Regions from separate parts of the Homo sapiens genome. Here region 2 is linked to region 1. A link is a contact called in ENCODE Hi-C or POLR2A ChIA-PET data. All regions are on one chromosome and are shown on one strand. Each heading gives the region's core, a stretch centred on a gene start or an enhancer-like site at or near the end of the contact. The rest is flanking DNA. Distances are from core to core; before and after follow the strand shown. Region 1 holds the start of NEK4 (NIMA related kinase 4). Region 2 holds the start of SPCS1 (signal peptidase complex subunit 1).

Region 1 (6,630 bases), core at 2,959-5,458:
ATCCCAGCACTTTGGGAGGCCGAGGCGGGTGGATCATGAGGTCAGGAGATCGAGACCATCCTGGCTAACAAGGTGAAACCCCGTCTCTACTAAAAATACAAAAAATTAGCCGGGCGCAGTGGCGGGCGCCTGTAGTCCCAGCTACTCGGGACGCTGAGGCAGGAGAATGGCGTGAACCCGGGAAGCGGAGCTTGCAGTGAGCCAAGATTGCGCCACTGCAGTCCGTAGTCCGGCCTGGGCGACAGAGCGAGACTCCGTCTCAAAAAAAAAAAAAATATGTTTACAGGCCAGGCGCAGTGTTCAGCAGTTTGGGAGGCCGAGGTGAGCGGATCACTTGAGGCCAGGAGTTCAAGACCAGCCTGGGCAACATGGCAAAACCCCATCTCTACTAAAAAAATACAAAAATTAGCTGGGCATGGTGACGCACGCCTATAATCCCAGCTACTTGGGAGGCTGAGGCACAAGAATCACTTGAACCCAGGAGGTGGAGGTTGGAATGAGCCACGATTGTGCCACTGCACTCGAATCTGGGCGACAGTGACACTCTGTCTTAAAAAAAAAACAATGCTTACAAACTCCACTGATGGTAGGACAACTTATACAAAGTCAGACGCACAGTCCTCTCAGACCCATGAAATCCTCAGCTTAATAATATTTTCAAGTACAGCAAGAGCATTTTTATTTAGAGAAAGTATCTCAGCCGGGCGTGGTGGCTCACGCCTATAATCCCAGCACTTTGGGAGGCCGAGGCAGGTGGATCACCTGAGGTCAAGAGTTCGAGACCAGCCTGGCCAACATGGTAAAACCCCATCTCTACTAAAAATACAAAAAAAAAAATTAGCCAGGTATGGTGGCAGGCGCCTGTAATCCCAGCTACTTGGGAGGCTGAGGCAGGAGAATCGCTTGAACCTGGGAGGTGGAGGTTGCAGTGAGCCGAGATCGTGCCATTGCACTCCAGCCTAGATAACAAAAACAAAACTCCGTCTCAAAAGAAAAAAAAAAAAAGAGAGAAAGTATCTCAGAATTTAAACATGGTCAATTAATTCTGGACAAGTCTACCCAGTTCCAAAATAGTATTTCATAAACGTCTCGCTTTTGAGTTATATGCATATTAAAACACAAACTTGTAGGAACACTTATTCCATCTTAAGGAATGATGTGCTGCCCAATTCTAAAAAATAAAAAAAAGAAAACTTGTTTTGCATTCCCATCTACTGTACCCCAGCAGACTGACAGATGAAATCACTGGGCATATCAATTAGCCTAGCCACCTTTCAGCATGACACGACTGACCAATGGATAACAAACATAGTCACTCTATGCTCTTGGTTGCCTCAGGGTCCTTAAAATTGACTTTGCTATAAATGGTAATTGAGTGGGCTTCCCCTGCAATCAGACATGAAATCTATGTCTATTTTAATATAGGTATCACTTACTTAGAAAAGTTCCAATGCTACAGAAAGAGTGACTGGGTCAACTTCACAAATGAATTTTCCAAAAAATACATTTCTATATGTAAGTATCTGAAGAAAAATTTTCCTAAAATACACCTGCCATCTTCTTGCCATCTGGGAACAAGCTAGGATGCTATTAGTCTACACAGTACCTGCAAAGCCATGGCGATCTGTACAAACCACTCTACCACCTGATTCTCAGGCAGAAGCTGCCCTTTCTGCTCCTTGAGCTTTCGGTACAAATCACCTCCTTCACAGAAGCCCATGACAATGTAGAGCAGACCATCTCCTCCTTCCCATGACTCCTTGTAGGTGACAATGTTGGGATGCTTCAACTGAGACAAGAGCTGGGCTTCCTGTTCAGCAGCTCGCCGCTCTCGGCTAGAGGCATTTCGGAGGTTCAGTTTTTTGATGACATACTAAAAACAAACCATGTATTTTTACAATGTGCAAATAAACGTAAGATTTGTGGCCTCAGAGTTATCTAAGGGCTCTCAAGAATACCCTCAAAACCAACCTTGTGGAGCCTGTCAGATAACCTATTCATTTTGTTTTTCACCAAGCACAAAATCGGGGAAAATATTTGCTATTATTGATACTTCTTATAAGTTAGATTTATAGCAGTGTAGGGCCACAAAAATTACCTTTCCCATCTGCATTTCACAATTTCATTAATGACTAAAAAAAGTGAGTTCAAGATAACATACCATTGGATCAATTATAAAACCTGTGTTAGCAATTCCTTAATATCTGGCCATACACAGTGGCTCACACCTGTAATCCCAGCACTTTGGGAGGGTGAGGCGGGTGGATCACCTGAGGTCAGGAGTTCAAGACCAGCCTGGTCAACATGGTGAAACCTGTCTCTACTAAAAATACAAAAATTAGCCCGGCGTGGTGGTGTGTACCCATAGTCCCAGCAACTCGGGAGGCTGACACAGGAGAATTGCTTGAACCTGGGAGGCAGTAGTTGCAGCAGTGAGCCAACATCGCACCACTGCACTCCAGCCTGGGAGGCAGAGCAAGACTCTGTCTCAAAAAAAATAAAAAATAAAAAAAGAAATTCCTTAATATCTAAGCTCTCCCAAAAAGGTGAATAAAATATAGCTTGACTATACATTTGCAGACAGAATAGTCTGTGGATTACGTTAGATACTCAAAGGGATCCATGGCCCCATAAGTTTAATAGTCACTGATCTTCAGCATACAAAATTATTCACACTTAAAAGAAATCAATAGCCTCTAATACCTAATACATTGCCCTCAATCATTTCAAAGACCATACAATTCATTTCTTCAACACATAGATAAATGTGTTTTGTGAAGTGTAAACTAAAGCTCAAATAACTAGCTATTGCTAGTTCCCTATCATCAGCCCCAAAATCCAATGATTCCCCCAATGCCTACTGAATAAATTTCTTATGCATGAGCTTGTGTTCCACGCAAAGCAACTAGCACCAGAGACAAGGAAGAACAGGCAATTGGGCCCTATATTTAGGGGGAACATCTCTTCTCAGCTTGCCTGGAGCAGTCCTACTGTCCTGGTGTAACTATTAATAATGCCTTTCAGTTTCAAAATTGTCCCAGTTTGTACATTATATTGTCACCCTATTAATAAACCACATTGAATAATTGGTTCATTATCCTGAGAGTAATGGGATAAAGTGTTTTAAACAGAGGAGTGACAACATCAGATTTAAATTTGAGAAAGATCACTGAGGCTGCAGTGAAAGTGATGGATTGGAGAAAAGCAAGTCAAGTGGCGGCGACCAGTTGGGAAACCGTGGCCATAGCTTTGCTAGAGACAACAGGGTGTCCTGGATTGGGGTGGTAGCAGTAGAGATGAGAGGAGGCCTATTGTCTTAGTGATAGATGAATATAATCAGTGTTGGGGTGCGTGGGGAGGCTTAAAAATGACTCCAGGTGTCCGGCTTGGGCAACTGGTGGGTTGGTGTCACTATTCACTGAAACGGAAGACATGAGAGAAGGTTTGGCGGGAAGAAAATGAGTCGAGTTTTAAGTGAATCCAGCAGTCTACAGTAGAGACGTTTGGGGCCCTTCATTCAAGGAATAATGCTTGCTAGGCGCTGTATTAAGTCCTGGGAATGCATGATACCGGCTCTCATGAGAGTATCGGGGTTGGGAGAAAGGTGTGTAGATCACGCATGCCAATTAGTACAACAAAGAAGTAGATAGGCAGAGACTGAAAATTTTTACATAAAACTTAGAATTGTAATTAAAGAAAATGAAAATTAAAAGGAAAAAAATTTAACACAACAAAGAAGTAGAAGTAGTTCTGGGCGCATATTACAGGGAGGCCAGGCCTCGTCTTGGTCTGGGACCATTTCCCTGAGGAAACGCCATCCGAGATGAGCCTCTTGCGACCACCCCCGACCTAATCTACCGGTCGGCGCCCTCGGCGCACTTCTGCCCGCCCCCGCCCCTTGCCGGGCCCCACCCCTGCAGACCTGCTTGCCGTCCCGCCGGTGCTTCACAAGCGTCACCTCTCCATAGCTCCCCTTGCCCACGACCCGCAGGTAGCAGTAGGCGGCCAGGGGCATGTTCCCAGCGCTGGCCCAGAGTCGGGATGCGGCGGCAGCGGCGGGTAGGGCAGCGGGCGGCAACAAGAAGCTCGGTTCATGCCCGAGAGGGGGCAGTGGGGGCGGCTGTTGAGGCAGCCGGGCCCGGGCGGGATTGCTGGGGCCCGGCCCGCGACGACGCCGCTGCCATAGCGATCCGGGCCGGGAGCAGTTCTGCGCATGCTCCTGCGTCCCCAAAGGACGGCCATAGAGCGGACGCCACGAGCGGCCAGAGAGGTTCCGCAGCCCCGGGAGGACCCGCCATAGAGCAGAGGCTCCAGGAGGCCAGAGCGACTCCGCCAGGCTCCGCGCACTTTCTGTGCGTCCGTTCCACCGTCCGGATCCCCGCCACAACAGAGTCAGGGAAAGCTTCCTCTTTTTGTGCACTTGTTTGTCCTAAGGCCGTTACAAGTATTGTTCGTTCATTCTGCAAATATTTGTTGACCGCCTATGTGCCAGGCCAACAAAGTCCCTGCCCTCCTGGAGCTCATGTTCTAATGACTGGGTGACAGACTCTCTACCAGTAACATTTGCTGTATCCGCTTTATCACATGCCGTCTCTGCATCCAGCAATCCATCCTATTTTTTGATACATTCAAAGTAAATTATCAGTACCTTTCATCCCTAAAAACTCGCCTGCTAATTGAGAACTACAAAGACTCCTCAGCATTTAACGACTACCCTAACCACTGCACTAAGAGACTTGACTAAACTCTAACATGGCATCATGCTAAGTTAACAGCCTAAGGGCGGATCTCTAGGTGGGCCTAGGCCCCTTTAAAATGCCTGCCCAAGAAAGCTCAGGGGTGCCAAAAGAATTCACCATTTGTTCCAGCCAAAGCCTCCCTTTCCCAGAGCGCTTCCTTTTTTTCCTTTTTTTTTTTTTTTTTTTTTTTTGAGACAGGGTCTCGCCCTGCCACCCAGCTTGGAGTGCAGTGGTGCAATGGTGCTCACTGCTGCCTAGACTTCCTGGGCTCAAGCCATCCTCCCAACTACAGGCACACACGTCCATGCCTGGCTAATCCTATTTTATTTTTTTTCAGAGACAGGGTGTCACTATGTTCCCCAGACCGGTCTTGAACTCCTCGGCTCAAGCAATTCACCCACGTTGGCCTCCCAAAATGCCGTTATTACAGGTGTGCGCCATCGTGCCTGGCCTCTTTCCTTTTTATGGCCAAATAATATTCCATTATATGTATACACCACAATTTGTTTATCCATTCATGCAGTCATGGACACGGATAGCTTCCATCTTTTGGCTATTGTGAATAATTCGGCTATGAACATGGGTGTACGAATATCTGTTTGAGTCCCTGCTTTCTTTTTAATTCATTTGGGTATACACTCAGAAGTGAAATTGCTGGATCATATGCTAATTCTAGTTTAATGTATTGAGAAACCACCACACCATTTTTTACAGCAAGCTGAACCATTTTACATTCCCATTAGCAATCCACAGGGGTTCAAATTTCTCCTCATCCTTGATATATATCTTGATAGGAGATTTGGGTGTATGAATTTGTCAAAATTATCTAATGGTACATTTAGTATTTGCACATTTTACTCAAAGCAATTTCATCTTCACTAGAAAACCAAACAAAAAGAACCATAAATAAAGATTGAACTCTAGTTAATGATATTATTAAAGATAAACAAAGCCAGGCATTAAAATGATGAAAATAGATTTTATTCAGTAACTACTGACAGTAGGGGAAGCAGCTGAACTCCATTCCATTTGCGCAGGGGTGATTGGGCATTCCAAAGGAAGAATAAGGGAGTAGGCAGGGGAGCATGCAGGGGCTCACTTAGAGTCTGGGAAGTGAAAAATTAAAAGGAGTGCTTAGCGTAAATGTGATTAGGCCAACTGTGTCTGCTAGCTGGCAATTAGGGAAGTTAGGATTCTATTCTCCCACATAGACTGGGAGACATGAGCCCTACCTTTATGATGATTACATTCCAAAGGAATGGATTTCAGGTCCTTGAGAAAGACATTCCTAGGTTGTAGGAAATACATAGGTATATATCTCAGAGGGACAGAGGAAGGATTTGTAATTGTAGCTTTTTAAAGTTAGTGCTCTAGAGGCCACACACTATGACTCACACCTAATCCCAGCACTTTGAGAGGCCAAGGTGGGAGGATCACTTGAGACCAGCCTACGAAACACAGTGAGACCCCCTTCTCTACAAAAAATTTTTAAAATTAGCTGGGTGTGGTGGCGCATGCCTGTAGTCCCAGCTACCTGGGAGGCTGAGGTGGGAGAATCAGTTGAGCCTCGGAGGTTGAGGCTGCAGTGAGCCATGATCCTGCCACTGCACTCCAGCTGAGTGACAGAGTGAGACTCTGTCTCAAAATAAATAAATTTTTAAAAAGGAAGGATGTTCTGACATGCTACAACATGGACGACCCCTGAGGACATTATGCTAAACAAAATAAGGCAGTCACAGAGGACAAAAGTATGATTTCGCTTATGTGAGGTACCTGTAGTAGTCAAAGTCATAGATTCAGAAAGTAGAATGGTGGTTGCCAGTTGTTGGAGAGAGGAGGGAATTGGTGGTTGGTGTTTAATGGGTGCAGAGTTTTAGCTGGGGAAAATGAA
Region 2 (6,630 bases), core at 3,023-5,522, 65 kb before region 1:
TAAATTTATTTAAAAAATAAATTCCTTCAACAAGCTCTGGATAAAATGTTTCCTTAAAGACATTTTACCAACCAAGATATCGTGAACCTACCTTTTAACCCTTTCTTACTTCATCTTCACCCATAGTAGTACCCAACCCTTACATAAGGCTATTAATTTTACAAAGCACTTTCAAACATAGCGTATTGCAATGCAAGTTAGTTCATTTGTTTTTTTAGACAGGGTCTCACCATGTTGCCCAGGCTGGCCTCTAACTCCTAGGCTCAAGCAAGCCTCCTGCCTCAGCCTCCCAAGTAGCAGGGACTACAGACAAAGTAAGTTTGAATTAACTTCATCCTGGGAAAATTGTGTGCCTACCAGGCACTTAATTTCTCAAGGCCTTTGTAAAGAAGAGAAATATGTTGAAAAACTGTTTAAAAAATTGGGGGCTGGGCACTGTGGCTCATGCCTATAATCCCAAAATGAAAACAACAAGGCTAACGCGGGCAGATCACCTGAGCTGAGGAGTTCAAGACCAGCCTGGGTAACATTGTGAAAGCTCATCTCTACAAAATATACAAAAATTAGCCAGGCATGGTGACGTGCATCTGTAGTCCCAAGCATTTGGGAGGCTAAGGCAGGAGGATCCCCTGAGCCAGGGAGGTCAAGGCTGCAGTAAGCCATATTCATGCCACTGCACTCCAGCCTGGGTGACAAAGCGACACCCTGTCTCAAAAAAATAAAAAATAAAAAGCAATAAAAACTGTGGATCAGCCAGGCACTGTGGCTGATACCCATAATCCCAACTATTCAGGTGGCTGGGGTGGGAGGCTGCCTGAGCCCAGGAGTTCCAGACCAGCCTGAGCAACATAGTATGACCATCCCCCAACCCCATATCTAAAAAAAATTTTTTTTAAAAATGGGATCACAGGCCAGATTACAAATTAGGGGGAAAATACACATCTTTCTTTCTTTCCTTTTTTTTTTTTTTCGAGACAGAGTCTGGCTCTGTCAGCCAGGCTGCAGTGCAGTGGTGCCGTCTTGGCTCACTGCAACCTCTGCCTCTCAGATTCAAGCAATTCTTGTGCCTCAACCTCCCGAGTAGCAGGGACTACAGGTGTGCGCCACCACGCCCAGCTAATTTTAATAGAGAGAGGGTTTCACCATGTTGGCCAGGCTGGTCTCGAACTCCTGACCTCAGGTGATCCACCTGCCTCGGCCTTCCAAAGTGCTGGGATTACAGGCCTGAGCCACCAGGCCCAGCCCACACACACCTTTCCAAAGCAGTATATATGAAGTACAACGTGTCAGTGAACTTCTTCTCATATACATCAGGGCGCCGTGGCTCACGTCTGTAATCCCAGCACTTTGGGAGGCCAAGGCAGGTGGATCAAGAGGTCAGGAGTTCGAGACCAGCCTGTCCAAGATGGTGAAACCCCATCTCTACTAAAAATACAAAAAATTAGCCAGGCATGGTGGCAGGTGCCTGTAATCCCAGCTATTTGAGAGGCTGAGGCAAGAGAATCCCTTGAACCCGGGAGGCGGAGGTTGCAGTGAGCTGAGACCGTGCCACTGCACTCCAGCCTGGGCAACAGAGTAAGACTCTGTCTCAAAAAAAAAAAAAAAAAAAGAGAAGTATATACATCAGTATATACCCTAAGTCATATGCCTCTATCACATTATGGGCTGACCTTATCTACAGAAGCTGGCAGAGGGGAGCTGTTCGGACAAAGCCCCAACATCTGCCTGCGATGAGGCAACTTCCACCACCACTGAGAAAACGATCTTGCACTCAAATAAATCCCACTTAATTAATGGTACAAGAGATAATGTTTTTAGTTTCTTGACTTCCAGTTAGCAGTTACGGGATCAAGAGGCACACTTGGCTGGAAACAAGAAAAACACAATTCTATCAAGTATCTGACATACTTAAGTAGACTGGCAAGGCAGAAACCAGTTGCTCCTAAAACTTCCACAGTTACCTACATGCAAAACGCCAGTTATCATGGAGTACGTCTAATCCATATTGTCTTTCCTGGGGCTATTCCTGGTAAGAGAGCTTTCCTGATCTGGTTAGAAGGAATTCTCAAAACGAAATTGCACACAGACGCTGGATCTGTAATAGTTAACTACATTTTCGTAAGAGTATATAATTGTGTACAATTTGATTAGCAACACAGTTGGTCCTCAGTATCAGTCGGGGATTGGCTCCAGGACTCCCCATGTATACAAAAATTCACGGATGCTCAAGTCCCTTATGTAAAATGGCATATTACAGTCAGCCCTCTGTATCTGTAATTTCAGTCCGTGGTTGGTTGAATCCAAGGATACAAAACTGTGGATACAAAAAAAAAAGACCGCACTGGCCGGGCGCGGTGGCTCATGCCTGTAATCCCAGCACTTTGGAAGGCCGAGGTGGGTGGATCACTTGAGGTCAGGCGTTTGAGACTAGTCTGGCCAACACAGTGAAACCCCGTCTCCACTAAAATCACAAAAATTAGCCGGGCGTGGTGGCGCATGCCTGTAATCCCAGCTACTCAGAAGGCTGAGGCAGGACAATCCCTTGAACCCAGGAGGCGGAGGTTGCAGTGAGCCGCGATCGCACCACTGCACTCCAGCCTGGGCAACAGAGCGAGTCTTCGCCTCAAAAAAAAAAAAAAAAAAAAAAAAAGACCACACAGAGATATATCTATTTATACACACAACAGAAAGTCTCTTCAAACACACCAAGAAATACAGAGCATGAGAAGGAAACAGGAATAAACTCTTGCCCATCCCTCTTTCTGCCTTCTACACGTCCTGAGTCCTTCTGAGGTCAGAAAAGTGTCAAACGTGTCTGCATTTTACTGTTTGGTCTCTGCCACGTGCAAGGATGAAAGGGCACTGAGGATATACAAACACTTTCTCCTACCCTTTCATCTGGCTGGCTCCCACTTGGCATTCAAAGGTCAAGGTAGCCTCCTCCAAACTCCACGTTGAGCTGCACCTCCCCTGAGCTCCCACATCTGGGCCTCCCTCTCCCAGGGCTAATCCAGCTGTCATGTATTTCTGGCGTGATGTGGCTGTCTCCCTTGACACGCTCTGGGCTCTTCCAAGGCAACAGCCTGGTCTTGGTAACAACCGTGTCCTCGGTCTGCTGTCTGGCACAAACAAGGTGCCGTGAATATTTGCTGGTTGCATGAATGAGGACAGCAGTCCCACCCTGTCCCGGGAGTGCCTAGAATTCCACTGTTTGTGGCCAACCCAGAATACATAACCTGGGGGCCGGAGAGCCAGCTGGGACCCAGAGGCCCGGGTTCCTCAGAACGGTTTCTCTCCAAAACGTGGGCATCCCACCTGGCTGACGGTAACGGAGGAGGGTCTAAGATTTAGAGATACACCAGCCTTGAAAGAGAGGCTGAGTGAACCTTTGGCTGGCCTCTATCGGGAGGGCCCAGCCTGGGTCTGTGAGGGTCAGTAAAGCCGGCCACAATGTGAGAGGGCTGAGTTCGGGAGCCCCCAGATGAGGGACTTTCTACGCGGATGAGAGGGACAGCCGAGCACCAGGGTCCCCTCTCCAAGGGAATTCTCTCTGTTGTGGATGCCGCCTAGGGTAGCCCCCCTAAATTCCAAGGGTCAGTAGGGCCCCCCTTACACTTTGAAGTGATCGGAAAGTGATGTGACGCTCCGGGGATCCCACCAGGCTCAGAGATACCCCTGGTTAGGGCTCCGACAAGTCGTTCCCCTCAAAGGCTCGCCGCGGCCGCCCTTACTGCAGGCGATGGAGGAGATGCGGATGCAGCCCGCGCCCCGACCCGCCCTGCCAGCTCAGCGCCCGCGCCGCAGGCCCCGGAGCCCAGCCCGTTGTCTGGCCGCCCGCGTTCCCTGCACGCTGGGCCGAGCACACTTGCCCTCTAGCTCCGTGGCAGCCGCGCAGCCCCACTACGCCCAGCCAGCCCGCAGCGGTAACCGCTAGAGCGTCGCGCCAAGCAGGCGCCGCGGGGCAGCCCTGCCGCCGGGGTCCTCGCAGGGAAAAAGGCCGTCGCCATGGAGACGCGGGGGCGCCGGCGGCCGTTGGGCCGCGCAAGTACTGTCAAGGACAGTTTTCGGGACGGGGGACGCGGCTCCAGGCACCCAACAGCACTGACGGCGAACACTTCACGGGCGCGCGATGCCTCGACAAGGCGGCCGCCACCACCACCTCAGCTGCCCTCGCGGGCAGCACGGCGCGGCAAAAGCGCACGTCGCCTAGCGATGGCGCGGGGCGGGGACACGGGCTGTACCGGCCCGTCGGAGACTTCCGCTTCCGGGGCCGCCGCCATCGCTCTCCCGGGCTTAGAAGGCCCGGCTACTGACGCGCAGTGCCAGACCTTACCCCTCACGGTCCTTAAGTCTCGGTCGCCCTCGCCTCGCAGCCTGCCACCCGCGCTCAGCTGCCCGCCTCCTCAGCCAGCCATGCTGGAGCATCTGAGCTCGCTGCCCACGCAGATGGTGAGGGCGCAACCCGGGGACCTCTGCACGCCGTTCTTGTGCCTGGCAGCTTCGAAGCCCATGTTGGAGCACCGACCCGGTGCTGCGCTGTTCCGGGCCCGGATGGTTACCGTCCACCCTCTTTCCCGAATTGCCTCCTGGGTCCCCTTCTCTTCTACTCCGCGAGAATCTCCTGTCCATTCTCCGTGAGGGTGTTTCAGTTCCTCCCGGGAAGCCCAGAATTTAATATCTTGCCCAGGCCCTTAGGAGAGCGGGAGACCCTGATGTTGGGGTTACCCTGTGCCAGAGTTGTGAGGTCAGGGCAGGAATTGTATGTTCTCGGCGGTGGAACCAATTCTTTTTTTCCTCTGCTTCACCCCAGGATTACAAGGGCCAGAAGCTAGCTGAACAGATGTTTCAGGGAATTATTCTTTTTTCTGCAGTAAGTATTGGTTTTACATTTAATCTCCGCCCCCGCCTCCCTCCCAACCCTCAGTTTGAGTGTGTTTAATATACTTCATTTGTCTCTAGATAGTTGGATTTATCTACGGGTACGTGGCTGAACAGTTCGGGTGGACTGTCTATATAGTTATGGCCGGATTTGCTTTTTCATGTTTGGTAAGAAATTTGTGGGTATTAGTGGCAGCTTGGGTTTTGTGAGTCGGGTTGGTTTGGTTAGACCTACTCAGTAGTGAGACCCAAAGCCAACGTTTCCCTCATCCTTCCAAACAGCGTTTCCCTTTGCTATCATTGGAAAAGTAGAATGCCAAAATAGTGTCAGATGGTGCGAACTATATAAAAGGACACAGCTTATTTCCTTTGGCGGCTACTCTGGCTAATAATCTTAAGGTCAAAGCCAGCAGGAGTTTTCATGGTGCTCACGTTGTCCCTTCACCTTTTATTTATTTATTTATTTAAATTTTTTGAGACGGAGTTTCACTCTTGTTGCCCAGGCTGCAGTGCACTGGGGCGATTTCGGCTCACTGCACCTTCTGCCTCCCGGGTTTAATAGATTTTCCTGCCTCAGCCTCCCGAGTAGCTGTGACTACAGGAGCCCACCACCACACCCAGCTAATTTTTGTATTTTTAGTAAAGACAGGGCTTCACTGTGTTGGCCAGGCTGGTCTCAAGCAATCCGCCCACCTTGGCCTCCCAGAGTGCTTGGATTACAGGCGAGAGCCACCACGCCTGGCCCCCACCTTTCTTTTAGGTCTTAAAGCCATTTGTATAGGCAGTGAGCCTGTTCCCATCATCATACAGTATTTTGCATGGATGGTGGCACAGAGCCTTTATAGGAATATGGATTTTTTTTTTTGTTTTTTTGTTCCCTCAGCATAGGAGTCATTTGGGAACCTGGCATTATACGTAATGATTTTTTAAACTTTTAATAGCTATAATTTATGCATTTCCTCTTTTCTGGCCCAGCTGACACTTCCTCCATGGCCCATCTATCGCCGGCATCCTCTCAAGTGGTTACCTGTTCAAGAATCAAGCACAGACGACAAGAAACCAGGGGAAAGAAAAATTAAGAGGCATGCTAAAAATAATTGAGGTTTTCATGATTCAGCACCTGCTTTTGTTTCTGTGAGATGAGCTAAATTGCTTTCATACCCCAGATAAGAGCTAAAACCACCTAATGCTCTTATGGCACAGCTGTGTATAGATTTAGTTCTCTTTATACTTCATTTCTAGCCCAGTTGGGTTTTGATTTATATAAGTAGTTTAGACCTTCTCTTCATAATCTTGCTCTGAGATGGGGAACAGAACACACAAGTATGAAGTTTCTTTCAGGTGTAAATAATGAAAAATAAATGCCTCATAAATGATAGTACAATGTAACTATCAAAGTTTTATAATTCATTATGAGTTAACCATTTTAATGTTTCCAATTAAACCTCATAGTGCAAGTTCTTTGTCTAAAGGGTCTTCTGTTGATTATTCTGCAAGGAAGATAATTAATAAAAGCCTAAGTTAGAAGTTCGTGCTTCTGGCCAGGTGCAGTGGCTCTCACCTATAATCCCAGCACTTGAGGAGGCTAAGGCAGGAGGATGACTTGAGCCCAGGAGTTTGAGACATTTCATGGTATGTAATTAATAGTTGTCATTAGAACATTAGTTCCATGAGAACGGGGACTTTGTTTTGCTCACTGCTGTCTACCCAGTACATAGAAGAGTACACGATGCATTGTTAAGTACTTAAGAT

Evidence for each region. A loop is a pair of places that touch in the nucleus more often than their neighbours do. ChIA-PET counts read pairs that join two places held with the same protein, here RNA polymerase II (POLR2A). Pooled maps may share reads with other maps.
Region 2: a loop to region 1 is called in a map of CD8-positive, alpha-beta T cell, with 15 times the contacts of the local background. The contact joins the promoter of SPCS1 here to the promoter of NEK4 in region 1. A Hi-C loop is called at or near these places in 14 of 168 maps with a recorded cell type or tissue (B cell, CD4-positive, alpha-beta T cell, CD4-positive, alpha-beta memory T cell and 7 more), 28 of 37 single-sample maps with no recorded cell type and 22 of 50 pooled maps. POLR2A ChIA-PET finds 5 or more read pairs at or near these places in 18 of 52 experiments (B cell, CD4-positive, alpha-beta memory T cell, GM12878 and 14 more).

What each region holds. Positions count from the first base shown.
Region 1 is chr3:52,766,732-52,773,361 of GRCh38, forward strand. NEK4 (NIMA related kinase 4) reads right to left here and starts at 4,209. Exons shown (of 16, transcript NM_003157.6): 1 at 3,923-4,209; 2 at 1,607-1,873. The coding sequence starts at 4,015. RefSeq lists enhancers at 3,986-4,503, 4,291-4,340 and a silencer at 4,021-4,130.
Region 2 is chr3:52,701,834-52,708,463 of GRCh38, forward strand. SPCS1 (signal peptidase complex subunit 1) reads left to right here and starts at 4,273. Exons shown (of 4, transcript NM_014041.5): 1 at 4,273-4,449; 2 at 4,811-4,870; 3 at 4,960-5,046; 4 at 5,854-6,630. The coding sequence starts at 4,414. The coding sequence ends at 5,979. GLT8D1 (glycosyltransferase 8 domain containing 1) reads right to left here and starts at 3,958. Exons shown (of 10, transcript NM_018446.4): 1 at 3,614-3,958. NEK4 (NIMA related kinase 4) reads right to left here. Exons shown (of 16, transcript NM_003157.6): 16 at 6,611-6,630. RefSeq lists silencers at 3,685-3,854, 6,041-6,130 and an enhancer at 5,801-5,870.